Regions from separate parts of the Homo sapiens genome. Here region 1 is linked to region 2. A link is a loop called in an ENCODE intact Hi-C map of the cell type or tissue named here. Cell type or tissue: dorsolateral prefrontal cortex. All regions are shown on one strand. Each heading gives the region's core, and the rest is flanking DNA. Links, peaks and the distances in the headings are about the cores only. Region 1 overlaps ENOX1 (ecto-NOX disulfide-thiol exchanger 1). Region 2 overlaps ENOX1 (ecto-NOX disulfide-thiol exchanger 1).

What was found. Peaks named below come from ENCODE experiments on the same cell type or tissue, not always from the same donor. Only the 100,000 strongest peaks of a DNase experiment are listed, where the experiment ranks them.
Region 1: a loop joins it to region 2, with 4 times the contacts of the local background. A loop is called at or near these places in 1 of 110 quality-filtered maps.

The regions. Positions count from the first base shown.
Region 1 is chr13:43,409,205-43,414,592 of GRCh38, reverse strand. It overlaps ENOX1 (ecto-NOX disulfide-thiol exchanger 1), which reads left to right. Exons shown (of 17, transcript NM_001347969.2): 4 at 1,605-1,748; 5 at 2,540-2,677. The coding sequence starts at 1,679. Among named protein-coding and RNA genes, the nearest start is that of ENOX1-AS2, 37 kb to the left of the region's middle. In dorsolateral prefrontal cortex, for the core only: a CTCF peak has its summit at 3,157; a DNase peak (open chromatin) is centred at 2,642; H3K4me3 peaks cover 652 bases; H3K27ac peaks cover 2,643 bases.
Region 2 is chr13:43,324,030-43,329,417 of GRCh38, reverse strand. It overlaps ENOX1 (ecto-NOX disulfide-thiol exchanger 1), which reads left to right. Exons shown (of 17, transcript NM_001347969.2): 10 at 2,893-2,999. Among named protein-coding and RNA genes, the nearest start is that of ENOX1-AS2, 120 kb to the left of the region's middle. In dorsolateral prefrontal cortex, for the core only: no CTCF peak of the experiment used is centred there; a DNase peak (open chromatin) is centred at 3,097; H3K4me3 peaks cover 779 bases; H3K27ac peaks cover 3,613 bases.

The sequences.
Region 1 (5,388 bases), core at 292-5,291, 85 kb before region 2:
TCATCGTAGAAAGATCGTTGGTGAATAGACCAGACATTTAGGTTAGCTATGCATTTCTTATGCTGTTGAATTTATTTTCTATGGTGAGAATCTCTTTGTCTGATGGCACCCATAGCCTAAGATAATTGATGCACAATACACATGCAGGTTCTGAGTTCATTTGGATAGTATAGTGGGAAGGAATAAAATATTTATTCTCAGTACAATTTGCTTCCAAAGTTAGAATCATTCACTGTTGGATGATGATGATGATTCATCTTCCTGACAGACAATTGGAAAAAAATTCCACACTATCTTACATACCCCTCTAGTTGAGGGCTAGGGATTTGTTGAGACCATAAAAACTATTTGCTCATTATTCACCTGTTGTTGAGAATTGAACCCTTAGCTTCCATTTGAATTAAACTTCTGCTCAACTGATCAGAAGTTCTTTTTGACAGTGCAGTGCTCAAGGAATTACTGATTCTTATACCTAAGAATGAAAGAAACAAAAAGACATGCCATAAAAGGTTCGAACTTCACATTAGATACACTGTCAAACCATAAGATCTAATTCTAAAATCATCATTAACAGGAACATGGTTTAGAAAAACTTCTAAATTTATACTAAAATAAAAATAAATATTTAGACTTAGTTGTTATATCTAATCTACTTAAGATCAAACTTGTCATGCCACTCATCTGAGTTTTGAAATGGTGAAAGTGCACTTAAAATACATGTGAAAGCTCTGTTTTTGCATTTCTAAGGGTGGAGAGAAGGCATAGCATTTTATAAATAGTGTGAGATTGAGAAGAACTTTGTAACTTTAATGTTTAATTGTTATATTTATTAGATAAGTGCATTAAAAGACTATATATAAATATATATATATAAATATATATAAATATATAAAAATATATATATATATAAGCTGGGCAATTCTAAGGAAAATTCAAACCAAAAAGTTGTGGCCAGTTAAATTATCTTTCCAATGAGCTGAAAAAACCAAATGCTCTTCCTTTGCCTCCCTAACACCCTCTAGATCTTCCTTTATGGACAGCATGCCATTCTTCTCTTCTGCCTTTCCTGACTATTGTAATTTAGGTACCCTCCTTTTCCAGCTGCATGGTGAATGGGTTCTTCCTTTTTCCTTCCTCCTCCCAACTTTTTTCCCTCTCTGAATACATTCCACAGACGACCATCTTCCAAAGTAACAGCATCAATTAATTTTTTAACTTAAAAAAATCTTCTTTAGCCCTGACTCTGCCCTCTCCATTGATGTGTAGTGTGTGTGGAAAAGGCTGTGCAGGGACTGATAAGCCCCCATTTGTGAAGGTGCTTCAGTAGGAAGCAAGGCCTTTGAGGTACTCACAAATGGGGCTGTTTATTCAGCCAGCCCAGGCTCCTGGTGAGTCGATGAGTTGACCCACACATCTCACAGGGCTCTAAGGTTTTAACTGAGCCACAAGACAGCCGCTGAGCGATGGGAAGCAGCATTTCTTCTGTGCCTGAGACTGGAAATCGGTCTTTGTTTTTGATTTTGAATAGATAACAGTTTGTTCCTTGACGTTTTATCTCAGTTAACTATTAAGGTTTCTCACCACACTTCTGTCCCGTTTTGCAGAATCTGATGACCTCCGAGGGGACCCTGCACTCAGCCATCAAAGTGTTCCTGCCCCTCTGGACACTCATAATTCAATGGTAGATGCAGGTGGAGTTGAGAACATCACCCAGCTTCCCCAGGAGCTTCCTCAGATGATGGCTGCAGGTAAATGCCAGTGGCCAGCACAGGACACAAACAAGGATTTTTTGAGTTCTTAGTGGAAAAGCTTGCCCCACCTTGAAAAATATGCATTGAACCAGGAGCCTGGGCCCATAAAGAAATCAGTCTGTAGAACTAGTGAAAATGAAAGAGCACTAAGTCAAATTTGACACATTCTTCTGTTTTGTTTTGTGTTTTCTTAAGCTTTGTGCTACCTGTTTTTAAATTTGATTTATTTATTTAGAAATCCTTCAGAAAAGTCACGTTAGGTAGACACCTGTATTTTCTTAGTGTAATAATGTAAAAGTTTGTAAAGGAAGGAATAGATTACGAGGTAACACTTAATAAATTCAGTCAGGACCAGTTCTACTGCTTGACAACTATTTTCTTATTAGATAGAAGGCCTGCCTGCTCAAGAATTACACCTAGAAACAGTAAGCCAATTAACTTGTTTTACCAAGAGAGTATTACTGCTTTGCCTCTCAGCCTTGTGACTTAACTAACGTTGTTTCACTGGGAGAAGGAAACAATTCTTCGATTTTTTTCCAGGGGTACCTCCTTAATAGCATGCTGTGTATAATATAAACTACATGTCATTAAGTTTTCTCCCAGAAAGTATTTGGAAACACTTTGTGTTTATGTCTAGAGAAAACATTGCTGCAGATTATAGTTCTTTATTTTTTTTTTGTAGTTTGGGAATGTGCTAAATGAAGCCTCACATATCTAGAAATGTGATTTTCTTTAAAACAAACACCCTTGCCTATGGACTCTAAATCATGGTTTGTTTTTCCCCACAGCAGCCGATGGTTTGGGGAGTATAGCGATAGACACGACCCAGCTCAACATGTCCGTGACAGATCCCACAGCCTGGGCTACAGCCATGAATAACCTGGGCATGGTTCCCGTAGGGTTGCCTGGACAGCAGCTCGTGTCTGGTAAGCTTTCTCCTGGTTTCAGAGATGCTTGCAGCAGTGCCGAAGGGTGTAGGTGACAGGTGCCTGGTAATCTCTCTGTACCGCGAGTGTTGGACACAGTCTTTTATTTATGACTGGGGCATGTTTGGCAAGTTGTACTTGAGATTCTTTTCCTCATCACCTTTCTCTTCTGCCTAATAGCCTTGTTCTCAGAAAAAGCCACACTAACTGTTATTGCTATACACAGTCTTGCAACATCAATTGCGTTTTTTAAAATTGGTAAATAGAATGGCTAATATTTGCTTTCCAATTTGCAAAACTCATTCACCTACATTATCCCATTTGATTGCACTGTCTTCCCTTTATGATAGGTAGATATTTCTTTTTGTTATTGCTCTTGTTAATGTTTCCATTTTACAAATAGAGAAACAGAAGAGCAGAGTTTCGGTGACTTTTCCAGCATTGAAATGGCAGAGCTATAAACTCAGCTCAGCTGACACTAAATTCCCTGTTTTCTGTCCACCACGTGGTGAAATCCTAATACAATGCATGCATTCAGCAGAGAAAATGTTTAGAAATACCACAAAGTCAAAAGTCATCTAAAAGATTTAACCATTGAATTTAACAGGTGTTTGCTGAGGATTTTACATGTGTCCTGTAAAAAGTGCTTTGAGAAATAGAATAAATATATATGTATATAAGTGTCTTTGAAGAGCCTTTCTCTCTAAATTGAAAAAAACAAAACAAAACACCAACACCTGAAAAACAATGATAAAAATGATGTGTAGAGTCAGGTGTGTTAAGTAGTGGTGCACACTGGTAATATAATAATCAGATCGGTCACTGGGGCTTTGAGGAAAGATGTTATCAGGAAGGTGGGGCTTGAGCTAAGTCTGGAGAGATGAGTAGGATTTGTATATTCACTCACTCATTCATTCATTCAACAAATACTCATTGAGCCGCTGTCTGGTGCAGGGGCTCCCGCAGTAAACAAGACAAGTATGGTCTGCCCTCTCAGAATTTATAGTGGAGAGGTGACAACCAGGTATTATGCAGTAGTCATTGTTACAGTGGCAGAAGAAAAATTCACTTTTTGGCCATCAAAGTAGGTGAGGGTAGATGGTGTTCATTAAATAGAAACCAATCGCATTTGGAATGTGCTAAGTTCTACTCCCACATACCTGTGCACTTCATGCTGAGTTGACCAAGCATTTGTTTTTTGTTGTGTTTCTTTTTGGTCAATAGTGGCCATAAATGAAAAATTCCAAATTAACTGTAGTAATATGTGTGTGTGTGTGTGTGTGTGTGTGTACATGTGTGTATGTGTATATGTGTATACACATATATATAATATATATGGTTTCTTTTTTAATATAATAAGAAAGAATATGAAAATGGATAAGAGACCAGGGAAAGTAGGAGACAAAGGAAATACAAAGGCTGAGTTTTAAAACATTATATTTAGGATATTTATTAAGTTCTTCAAAATGCTATCAAATTCATACAATTGAAGATTAGTCTGCTCTAGGGAGGTAGGTGTACATAAATGACATTTTCTATGGCTTGAACATGTGTTTATCCCAGGCCCCTTTTCCCTAAAGCTTACATAGACAGATACTTTCTTCTAATAACTTGAAAGTAAAGATTTCTATTTTTCCACCCACATTTCCCCAGCTGCCTAATTGAAATATTCAGAGAGCAGAAGTTACTTACTCTCGTCTCACCTCCTACTTCTCTCAGAAAATGTAGTACGACTTCTAGAGTAAGCCAAAACCTTCATAATTCATTATTTTTTCTTGTAATTTTGAGTCTTCTGACGTTTTAACCATGACCAATTTATGATTTTCCCAGCAACTTGCCATGAAAAGAATTACAGCCCTACGCGTTATAGAAGATTTACCGTATCTGCCCCAAATTACTTTTTCTATCTCCTGTGTTAGCCAAATTGCTTAAACTGTTTTTGAGCCTTTCAGGGTCTTTCTGGGCTTCCCTTCATCATTTACACGGCCTGATAATTTAACTGCACTTTGCTTTGTTCTCAGGGCCACCAGCCGACTACATTCCTTGATACAATCTCAGGGTCAGGTTCTGTTGTGTTTGGTTAGTGCTTATTTATTTTATTCCAGTCTTTTTTCTGTGTATTTCAATCATACTGAATATAACATTTTCTATTATGCATTTTTAACATCTTATCCTAAACTATTTTTCCATTGTATTCTTTTATATTAAAAATTTAAAAATAATTCATCAAATCTCTAGATTACTTAACCATTCTACTATTTACATTTAGGCTGTTTCCATTTTTTCACTGTTACTAGCCAAGTTTCTTTAAAGAACTTAGTCTCCCTGAGCATGCAAAAACATCTTACCTTTTCTATAAAATGGTGATCATATCTACTTCATGGAACTGCTGTGAGATTTAAATGGGATAATTTATATAACCTCCATATGGTAAGCATACATTAAATATTCTTCTTACTCCTTTGTTCTTATTTCTTTCTTTCTCCTTTCTGCTTTTTTTAAAGCAAATAATATTTTGCTTTAAAACATTGCAGTGGACATTTTTATGCATGGGGCTTTTTAGCTGTTAGAATTATTTCCATTGGATAGACTCCTACATGTGGAACTAGTACATCAAAAGAAATGAGCATTTTCAAGTTTCTTGTTAAGTACTGGTCAATTAATTCCCAAACTATACATATGGACTTAATATTTACTAATTTGATATGCAA
Region 2 (5,388 bases), core at 89-5,088:
GTCATCGTGGTACCTCGCACCCCTCTTCCTCCTCCCATGTAGCAAGTCAGCTGCCTCCTCCTATCAAGTCTCCCTGTCAAATGACTGCCTGTGCCACACTCCATGCCAGAGCCTCTGCCTTAATTCATTCCTTTGTAATTTCTCCCAAGCCAATCCTACAATATAAAGTTCCCAATCAGAGTTAGCATACATGGTCTCTCTTGATTCATACCTAACACTAGCCCCAGCCCCAGCCCCACAGCTACTTTCACTCATCCTCCCACAACTCTATACCAGCCTTTGAACAGGCCACTCCTGCCTTCTCTGCCAAGCAGGCATTGCTTCACTATTTAAGACTTGGCAGAAATGTTGCCCTATTTGTGGAATGTTTTCTAATGCCACCTATCTACTTAGCTACTCTCTTCTCTTCTCTGTGTCTTCAAAGCTGTCATCTGCACCTCTCTTGCACAGGATAATTATCTGCTTGTCTTTCTTTCTCTTCCGAGACTATGATTGCATCAAAGACAAGACTGGGCCTTGATCATATATTTCTAGCAATTAATCAAGTTCCTGGTAGCTAACAGGAATCCAGATGTTTGTTGAATGAATGAATGAACTGAACTTATGCCTTGGGATATGGTAATAACATGTTCTAAGTAACCGAGGCACTTAGCCACAAACAGGAAATATCTAATAGCACATGGCTTGAGTAGATATTAGGGGATCTCCTTTTACCCCTAAACCTGTGCACTATTGGGCCATTGGGTCCTTCTTCTTAGTTCTTTCTTTTCTGTACTCCTCCAGGTGCATTACTAGTCTTCCTTACCTTCATTCTCTCTGGCCCCTTACACGTTTTTATGAACAGATATACTTTTCTTTAGTGTTTCATTTTTATTAACAGCCTTCTCTGATTGATGTCAGAATTTTCACTATTACCAACCAAACACTCAGTCTCAACCCATATTGTCCTTTCCCCTTAGGACTGGTGTCAGGACATCATAGTTCTTCCTCTTCTAAATGATGCCAAAGAGCTATGTTATTATAAGCAACGAAGCCCATTACTCTTTAATAACCTCTTGATCACCACCCCTGCCAGCCTAGATTTGGGGCTGACTGTTCTGTGTTGCCCCTACAGAAGGCAGCTGAAATTCCCAATGATCCCAGCCTGTGTACAGACAAAACATGCAGAAAGCCCCGGTGATCCACTGGAACAGGTTCTCTCCTCTGCCAGCTGTGCTGCAGGACAGCCAACCAGAGCACTAAGGATCAGTGGTCAGCTGATGGCCAGCACTTAGAGCAGCCCCAGGTGTTTAGTCTGGAGTTTAGTTCTTCCAGTTGAGGTCGAGGAGGGAAGCCACATGTGCCCAAGGAGAGTATGAGACAAATTGAAGGCAAATCCTCCTGTTAAAATTGAGTCAAATAAATTCATCATGTGACATGATGACAGGTTTTGCTAAATAAGGAGATTTGGGGTTGGGATTCTCCTGAAGTGGAAAATAGTAAAAATATTAATAGCAAAAAGATAAAAGCCCTCTGTGAAAATCAGCCATAGATTGAGAAGTAGTTGTTCATCAGCATAGAAAAGTATTCACGATATTGTAAGTGAATGGAATCTGCTTTTTTCCTTCTGCTCCATCATACATTTATTTTGTGTGCTAATTTAAAAATTATGGCACCAAGTGTTGTTCTTCTGTGGGGATTACTCTATTGCTCTTTGACATTCTTTGGACACCAGAAGATTTGGAAGAGCTTTGATGTCCTTTTTTATAATAGAGCCTTGGGAATCACTTATGAAAGATTTATGTTGATGGGGTGTTAGAATCCTTGAGAAGCTAATTTTAACTGAGCCTTCTTAACTAAAAATTTAGAAGTTCAGGTTTAATCATATGATTAATTTAGTGCTTTAATTTCCTTAATCTCATGCTTACTGGATCAATAACTGTTTAAGCAAGATTAAGTCTACAGTTAGTTGGCTCCACCCATAATACCCACTACTAAGAGCCCATGCCTTTGTCTATGTAGTTTTGTTCATAACCCCTCAACATTTACCAGTCCAGTAGCACCAGGCCTGAAAGCAGCAGAAGTACTAAATTAAGTCAAGATAATAGAGTTAGAACTTCAAGTGGTCTGGGAGCCAGAGGGCGGGGAGCCTTGTGAAAGTGATAATGGAATGTGATCATGAGGAGCTATGGAGGGTGCCATATGGTGGTTGAAATAAGACCTGCATGCCAGTGCCACTGGTTGGGTGAGCTTTGGTCTGTCTTGAGGTAGAGGCTATGGTTCCTGTTCCCTGCCAGAGGGCTGGAGGGCTGGCTGCAGTCAGTGCAACAGGGGGAGGAAAAAGGAGCCAAGGAGGAAAAATGGCCCCCTGAGATTGAGGGGAGACATGGCACGGCTATTCATTGTCCCAATTTGGAACTTGGACATGATAATGTCTTGAGAGGACTGTGATTGAGTCCTTGAGATAAAGACCAAAAGAGAAAATGATATGTTTGGCTCTTCCTCGTTCAGCCACTTCTCCCTGACTTCACTTCTCTGCACCCAACCCTTGCATTACTTTGTCTGTATATCTGGATGCCAACACCAGTGTCTATATATCTATAGATCTAGGTATATAGATAGACCAAATCACATATTGAAACAACAGCTAAAGAATGCTTGGAAGTAGATGCCCTTGCCCTTCTCCCGGTCATACTTAGAATTTGTTTTAACCTAAAGTTGTGGAGACAGACTTGAAGGGAGACATCCCCAACCTTGCTAAAATGTAAGTACGAAAGGCACAAATTGGATGGATATTGATGATGTTGTTTCTATTGTGACATCATCCATAGACTCCTAGTGTCTTTGCTTTGCTTCCCTATAGTGATCACAACATAAATTACTTGTCTTGTTTGACTTCCTTGTTCACCAAAGTTGAGCAGATTGTGGCCGTTTTCAACGCTTCTACCAGACAAAAAGCTTGGGACCATTTCTCGAAAGCCCAGCGCAAGAACATAGACATTTGGCGAAAGCATTCTGAGGTTGGTGATTTTATTATTACTTTTTAACCACCATCACACAGCTGGATTGGCAGAGAATAGCATGGCTGCAGCCATGATGGTTTCTGTTATAGTGGGCAGTCCGCCTGCCATTGTCTGATCTCACTGTCAGCTCCAAATGCAGCTGAGATTTGTTCCTTGTCCAGAAAAGCAGCTGACTTAACACTTAGGGAACACAGTGTTTTTCTCCCCTGCAATGGGAGAAAATACTTTTTCCCATTCATAGTAAAGATTTCAGAAATAAACCAAGACACTTTCCCTAGCAAATTATTTTGAAGAAAAATGGAGCTTACAATAGAAAACTGGCTTTTAAATACAGAGGGTTTTTTTTTTTAGTGTTCTACGTGATGATGACAGTTTGCTCTTTGGACAAGTACGCCTTTCCGTCCATATTTTCTTATCATAAGCAACATCTTAGTCCCTATGCTAGCCATTAAGTCCTATTACACTTCTCTCCAGATCCAATGTTGTAAGGGGAGTGAATATCTAGGCCAACTGGGTCCACCCATCAGCAACCATGCATGTGTGAAGTGAGTATCTACCCCCAAGAGAACAGTCTAGAATTTGACCTCCTTGCCACTTAGAAGGACCAAAATGTGTCATTAGTCACTGGTCGTCCAGCTGTTATTTTTAACTCCACAGAGTAGTGTACGCTTTGAACCTGTAATTTAAAAGTAAGTATACTGTCTTTGCTTCTTTTTTTTAATGAAAGAATGTTTTTCATTTGGATGCCTCTCCATCTCTAGCATGTTAATATTAAAGTTCTCTAAATGACATTCCCCTCTTTCAAAATCCCAAACTTATGGAAGGTAAGGTTTATTTATTTAATGATTTTGGCTTACACTTGTAAAATAAGTATTTTATATAGAGTTTGAGGAATCACAAAGTACTATGATATCAATCATTTGGGTAGCATTTTAAGTGCCCATTAACTAATGCTAAATTACAGTTGAATACCAATAGCACTAGATGTAATATCCACATGAATACCAAATGAATTCTTTATTATCACTGTTATTATGGTGAATACCGAATGACTTCACAATAATGTGACACTTAAAATGCTAGTGCAATTTATTGTTAAGAAGGACATTTTTTAGTTTGTTCACTAATGCCTACGGTGGTTGGTGACTGATACAGTTCTGTTTTTCTGTTCAGGATTATGAGTAAGGAAGAGGTGGGATTTCTCTTTAATTTTTCAGGGGCCAGAAAAATGAAGGGTGCTTACCTGATGTTCTCCCTGACTCTGACTTAAGACTGAGGTCAAGGCTGATTTTCAAGATTAAAAAAAAAAGAGTCCTCTGTTTGTGATGCAGTAGACAAACTGAGGGTTATGAAAACACAAATTGGAGTCCATAAACTATGATTCAGATTTGGGAATGATCAGTCTGTGAATTATTTATTTTTTCACATAAAAACCAAACATGATTAAAAGGAATGTTGAGAGAAAGGCTGGTGGCCTGCTGCCGAATAAACCTGAGCATAAAAAGGCCATCATTAGAATGTGAGTGTCAGCAAATGTCACATATTGATCTGAATCACACTTCCTGCCATGTCTGCCTCAACTTCTCACCTTCGCTTAACCCTGCCTCCTCTGCGTGGGTGTGGTGGGGAGCAGGACGTGTGAAGGCTTCCATGCAGGTCTAAGGAGCCTGCTTGCTTTGTTTGGTACTAGGAGACAGAAATGATGCTCCAGAAGGACAGATGGAGTGCAGCTGTCAAAGGTGCTCCTGCGAAGGGTCTTTTTGCCTTCCTGCTACTTTCCCCACCTCTTTTGATATACATTAGGCCACAGAATTCTAAATTAGCTGTGATTTTCTCTTGCATGTCGCTGAATTGATTAAATACCAGTTGGTAATTTAACATTGTGGATGATTTCTCAGTTGCGTATAAGCTTGATAATTGGCTTGATTTTTTCCCACATTCCCATGTACAGCATCTGTTAATTATCTGCAACACCTCTACAGATTTATTAGAGTGTACTAGTGATTTAATGCTGAACCAGAGGCACCCTGTGGAAACACCCTCAGCTCTTTTTCCTCAATTTTTTTTTCTTTTCCACCACCCTTTCCCACAAGAACAACTACCATATGACAGTTTGTCATTAATCGCAGGGACTAAACAACAGTCCCTTTCAGCCTCATTTATTCTTTCCACCTGACTTTTCCTTGTTTCAAGTGTTAAGCCACCTCTTTGGGAATTGGGCTCTTTGTCAGTAGAAAAATTAGCTGTCCACAGCCTAAAAATTTCCGCACTAATCACATGTGACACCCACCTCCAATGCCTGATGGTGTTATTTAAGATGGAATTGGCACCTGTTTATTCTGGGTGGCATAATCAAATTAGGAGCCTTGTCTGCCTTCCCTCTGGC